2 separate regions of the Homo sapiens genome follow, and region 1 is linked to region 2. Evidence: read pairs that join two places in POLR2A ChIA-PET (ENCODE). Cell type or tissue: PC-9. All regions are shown on one strand. Links, peaks and the distances in the headings refer to the core of each region. The heading gives the core; the rest is flanking DNA. Region 1 has its middle 160 kb from the start of ACTL7B. Region 2 has its middle 8.1 kb from the start of RAD23B.

What was found. ChIA-PET counts read pairs that join two places held together with the same protein. Peaks named below come from ENCODE experiments on the same cell type or tissue, not always from the same donor. Only the 100,000 strongest peaks of a DNase experiment are listed, where the experiment ranks them.
Region 1: POLR2A ChIA-PET joins it to region 2 with 17 read pairs; 1 of 35 experiments calls an interaction of 5 or more read pairs at or near these places.

The regions. Positions count from the first base shown.
Region 1 is chr9:108,690,541-108,693,456 of GRCh38, forward strand. No RefSeq gene overlaps it. Among named protein-coding and RNA genes, the nearest start is that of ACTL7B, 160 kb to the right of the region's middle. In PC-9, for the core only: no CTCF peak of the experiment used is centred there; a DNase peak (open chromatin) is centred at 1,271; H3K27ac peaks cover 1,666 bases.
Region 2 is chr9:107,273,755-107,276,670 of GRCh38, forward strand. No RefSeq gene overlaps it. Among named protein-coding and RNA genes, the nearest start is that of RAD23B, 8.1 kb to the right of the region's middle. In PC-9, for the core only: CTCF peaks have their summits at 835 and 1,039; DNase peaks (open chromatin) are centred at 597 and 1,327; H3K27ac peaks cover 1,986 bases.

The sequences.
Region 1 (2,916 bases), core at 324-2,823, 1.4 Mb after region 2:
GGTATGTTTTCCTTAAAGTTGGCAAAGACTATAACTCATTGAAGGCGTTTAGAAATTGACACTCTTGTTCACTGCTAAGAACATAATAATTAGTACGCACTTTTTGAAAGGCAATCAGCAGTGTATCTCACAAGTCTTGAGATATGGGTAGTCTTACACCAAGCAGTTCCATCTCTACAGATTACCCCTCAAAATTTCATGAAATACGAGATATATGTAAGTAAGTACAAGATATATGTAGGAGCATATTATAGTGTTATTTATAATAAAATCTATTAATGCTTTAAAACAGAGAATTAAATAAGTCAATTATGGTAAAATCTATTCAATGGACTGCAATGAAGCCACTGAGTCATTGAATTAGCCTATTTACTGATGTGAGAAAGTGTTCAGAATATATGACTAAGGCTTTTAAAAGTGAGGTATGGCCAGGCATGGTGGCTCACGCCTGTAATCCCAGCACTTTGGGAGGCCAAGGCGGGTGGATCACTTGAGATCAGGAGTTCACGAACAGCCTGGCCAACATAGTGAAACCCCGTCTCTACTAAAAATACAAAAATTAGCCGGGCGTGGTGGTGCACGCCTGTAATCCCAGCTACTTAGGAGGCTGAGGCAGGAGAATTGCTTGAACCCAGGAAGTGGAGGTTGCAGTGAGCCAAGATCACGTCACTGCACTCCAGCCTGGGCAACAGAGCAAGACTCCATCTCAAAAAAAAAAAAAAAGGTGAGGTATTAAATAACAGTATGCACTGTTTGATAGTATTTTGACAAAATACAGACACACAGGAAAAAACTGAAACGTTTATAGTGATTATCTTAAAGTCATTGAATAGTAAGTGATCTGTTTATTTTTCCATTTGTTTTCCTGCGTTCTGACATTCTGGAACACCAAGCATGAATTGCTTTTGTAATAACCACAAAAATTGTATGCTCGCACATGCATCTTGTTTTAAAGAGACAACCAGGAGTGACCATTTCATTCTGAGGAGAAGAGTGACACAAGCTAAGTTGAGCATAGGAAAATTTGTTCTCACTGCTGGGAGTGTGTTAGGCCAAAGGAGTGAACACTTGAAAAGAAGATGCACTGTGAATTCTGCTAGTGCAATTGCAGAGTAAGATATTTAGGGCACAGCCCAGAGAAGGCTACCAGGTTGAAGCAGGTGAGATCCGGGAAGCCAGTTGAAGGTGAATCATCAGGAAGAAGTGGTAGAGAAATAAAGATGTTGCCGCCTGTGGGGAGTGAGGGTGGGGTAAGCCCTAAGGACAAAGGGCTGGTGATGTCAGTGTAGCCACAAGGAAGCAGGTGGGCAGGAATGCAGAAACAGATCATCTTTGTGTGGACGCAGCCGCAGAAGTGGACCCTGAACGTGACGACGGGCAGGGCAGAAGCTTTGCTTGGGATGGAGGTTCACAGTTTCTCTAGAACACTTCCTCTCATGTGAATTTTTTTTTTTTTTTTTGCCATTTAAAAAATTATGAATAGCCTTTACTTTTTGAGAGCAGTTTTAGGTTGACAGAAAAAAATTGTACAAAAAATATGGGGGCACCAGGCGCAGTGGCTCACTCCTGTAATCCCAACACTTTGGGAGGCCAAGGGGGGGTGCTGATCACTTGAGTCCAGGAGTTCAAGACCAGCCTAGGCAACATAGGGAGACCCCCATCTCTATAAAAAAATACACAAAAAAATTAGCCAGGCGTGGTGACACACACCTGTGGTACTAGCTCCTCGGGAGGATCACCTGAGCCCGGGAGGCAGAGGTTGCAGTGAGCTGAGATCATGCCACTGCAACTTCAGCCTGGGCAACAGAGACCCCCATCTCAATAATAAATAAATAAATAGCCAGTCAGTCAGCATTCATTTTAAAGGTACCCACTGGATGCAAAATATTACCCCAAAACCCAGTTCCAAACCTAAGCTCAAGGCCCTCCACCAGTCCCTTCACATAAGATAGTTTTTCTCATGAATGTTGAGGAACTAGAATCCTTCAAGTACCGCAGGTGAAACTATTTGGTGTCCTTGGTAAATTTTTTTTATATTCTTGACTTGAAGTGGCAGCAAAATGTACTCAGAAGATGATGAGATGCTGGTTCCAAAAGCTGGAATTTGAATCTTAACTTTGTCCTGGTTATTTACTATGTAAACTGATGATAATAATAACCTTGGCTCATAGGTTTGCTGTAAACAGGTAAAGTGAAAGAAAGCCTAACACATAGTAGGCATTCAGTAAATACTCTTTTCCTTGCATTAATACAGCATCTCAAGTTTTAGAATATCTGCCACAGGCAAGATTCCAGATGTGCAAAGCACGTTAATGACCTCAGATTTCATTTTACAAGATTTGTATCTGGACCTTGGGTAGTAACTTCGGTAGAGAAGGTGTTAGATTTTATTTTCTCACCTAATTTCTTTTGCATATATGTCCTTCAAAAGCCAAATTGCTAGTTAAAAAGCAACTCCTTCTAGAGGCTTGCTTCGTATCATATGACAATGAGAGAGCTTGAGAATAAAGTTCAAACCTATTTTAGCTAGCGATGAGTTTGAGGGATTTGTCAGTTGCCTAAACAAGAACATCAGGAAAACTGACGGCCTGTTAGTGATGCACAGCCCAGCCTTTCAGCCAGGTTAGGAACAAAAGCATTGGCCGTAAGGACCTAATTTACCACTGGAAAAGAAAGCAAATATGTTACTAATGAAAGAATAAATCACTTTCAGAAAAGCAATGACTTCATTTTCTCTCAGGGGTGCTGAATATAATATTTTTCCTGTAAACTGTACCCATAAGGCAGTTCATGAGCATCCTAGGGGAGAGGCCAGATGCAATTCTCCACAGGCCTGGAGCACTGTTCTGTTAGCAGAGCAGCAAATGCCTCAGTGACCTGAAATTCAGAGCCCTGTCTGTGGGCAGAGGAGGCTGT
Region 2 (2,916 bases), core at 206-2,705:
TATTGTTACGGTTTCTTTCTAATTTGGTCTGAAGCTCTCTCTCTTGACAATGGCCACAAGCCAAGATAGCCACTCTCTAGAAGAGCCCTGACTGGGGCGAAGTTAGCTTTGGTGTGTTGGTCAGGGGAGACACAACGAGGAAGTGAAGCCAAAATGCACGAAACAGAATAAATTTATTACTTATAGATCCCAGAGGTATTAGGGGTGCTGAGAAAGTCTGGAGGTGGCAGAGAGCTCAACCAGTGGGTGGAGAGAGAAAGAGACAGAGAGGGAAAATGGGAGAGCGAGAAAGAAGGAGACAGAAGGAGGGAGAAGGAGTGCAGTGGGAGAAAGAAGACAGGGGGAGAAGAAGGGAGGGAGAGAGAGGACCTGGGAGGCTATGCCTTTATTAAGGTCCATGATCACTATCCCTTAGGCTTTGGTGAAGAGGGCTGGGGATTGGCTAGTTTAAAGAAAACAAATGCAAAAGGGGAAACTACTTACTTGCCCGTGGTGTTGACCATTAGGTTTTATCATGGTCAGCATCTGTGGAACCTGCTGGGATTGGGGTTAGCAAGATGGGGAGCAGAAAGGCTATATCTCAAACAACCACAAGGGGAAATTTTTGAGGTTTTGTTTTTGTTTGTTTGTTTTAGAGACAGGATCTCACTCTGTCACCCATGCTGGAGTGCAGTGACATGATCATAGATCACTGACATGATCATAGCCCTCCTGGGCTCAAGTAACCCTCCTGTCTCAGCCTCCTGAGTAGCTGCCACTACAGGCACACACCACCACACTTGGCTAATTTTTAAATTTTTTGTAGAGATGGCGTCTTGCTCTGTTGTCCAAGATAGTCTCAAACTCGGGGCTTCAAGCAATCCTCCCACCTCAGCCTCCCAAAGTGCTGGGATTACAGCCATGAGCCACAGCACCCGGCCGGGGGGGATGTTTTAATTAAGCCCAAGGTGATAGGGTACAACTGGGTTTCAAACAACTTATGTCAAGCCTAAAAATGGACGCCAAGACTACAACTATATTAAATAAATTTATGCAGTGTGTGTTCTGCCTACAAGAAGCGGTTAAGTGAAACACTTATTTTCCTTAATAGGATCCAGAATCAAACTTTGCCTATTATCGTATTTCTGACACAATGCCTGGTACAGAATAGGTGCTCAGAGAATATTTGCTGGATAGATTGATGTCTGCAGAACACTGTGAGTCAGGGTAGACAGATGTGAGTGAGGAGGATCAGAAAATGCCTAGGAAGTTTCCTAACATGAACGTGCATTCCATGAGCCTCTTTCTCTCACATACCACATCAATTCCATCAGCAAAGCCTGTCAGCTGTAGTTTCAATAAATCCAGAACCCAACCGCTTCTTACCGCTTGTACAGCTTCCACCCTGATATGAGTCACCACTCTCTTCTGAATTATTGCAATAACCTCCTAACTGGCTTCTTTCCATCCATCCTTGCCTTCCTCTAGGGAATTCTCCATACAGTAATCAGAGCAATTCTTTCAAAACATAAGTCAGATCATGTCACTTCTCTGTCTTAAACCCTCCAATGACTTTCTATGTTACTCAGAACTAAAACCGAAGCCTTTACAATGGCTCTCAGCCCACTGTCCCACCTCCCCTTGTCTCTCTCCTCCTTGCTTCCTTGGCTCCTTCACCTCCCCTCCTTGCTATTCCTCCGATACACCAAGGATGCTCCTATACCATGGCCTGGCATCTGCACGTAATAAGTGCTATATAAATATGAACATTTACGGCTATTATTGCTGTTCCCTTTATTCAGTTCTCTCTCTTTCCCTAGCATTGGCATGACTGGCTTCCTTGCTTCGCACTACTCCAATATCACTTGATTAAGGAGACTTTTCTTCATTAACTGGTACATCAATCTGGGCCTCAGCAGAAAAACAGACATCACATTGCTATTTTTGGTGGTGAATTGTATTCTCCCAAAGATATGGTGAGAACTGAAACCCCAGCACCTCAGAATGTGACCTTATTTGGAAATGGGGTCATTGCAGATACAACTAGTTAGACAAAGTCATACAGGAGTAGACAGGGACCCTTAATCCAATATGACTGGTGTCCTCATAAGAAGAGACATAGGGATGTGGACACACAAGGGCAGATTATGATGGAGGCAGAAACCAAAGTGCTGCAGCTGCAAGCCACAGAACGCCAAGGATCGTTGGAAAAGCACCAGAAGCTAGAAAGAGATGAGGAAGAATTCTCCCAAATCTCAGAGGGAATACAGCCCTATCAACACCTTGATTTTGAATTTCAAGCCACCAGAAATGTGAAAATGTGAAAAATATTTTTTTTTTTTTTTGATACGAAGTTTCACTCTTGTTGCCTAGGCTGGAGTTCAATGGTGTGATCTTGGCTCACTGCTACCTCCACCTCCTGGGTTCAAGCGATTTACCTGCCTCAGCCTCCCGAGTAGCTGGGATTACAGGCATGTGCCACCACGCCCGGCTAATTTTGTATTTTTGGTAGAGATGGGGTTTTTCCATGTTAGTCAGGCTGGTCTCGAACTCCCGACCTCAGGTGATCCGCCCGCTTCAGCCTCCCAATGTGCTGGGATTACAGGTGTGAGCCACTGCACCTGGCCAAATTTTGATTATTTTAAGCCACCCAATCTGTGGTACTTTGTTATGGCAGCCCTAAGAAACTAATAATGGATATACTGAAAACATTCACGCAACAGACGCTTTGCAATGATGTGGGAGAGAGCACAGGGAAACTGCAGGGAGAGTACATTTCCCTGGAGTGAGAAATAAGGTCCCTCTAGGCTTGAGGGGGCAAAGTGAGGAGCAGTTACCAGAATCACCTGGGGAAAAGCCACCCTTCAGAAGCAATGACCCTGTATCAAGTGCACTGCCAAACTCAAAGAGGAATAAATTCCCTAACTTCACTCTCCT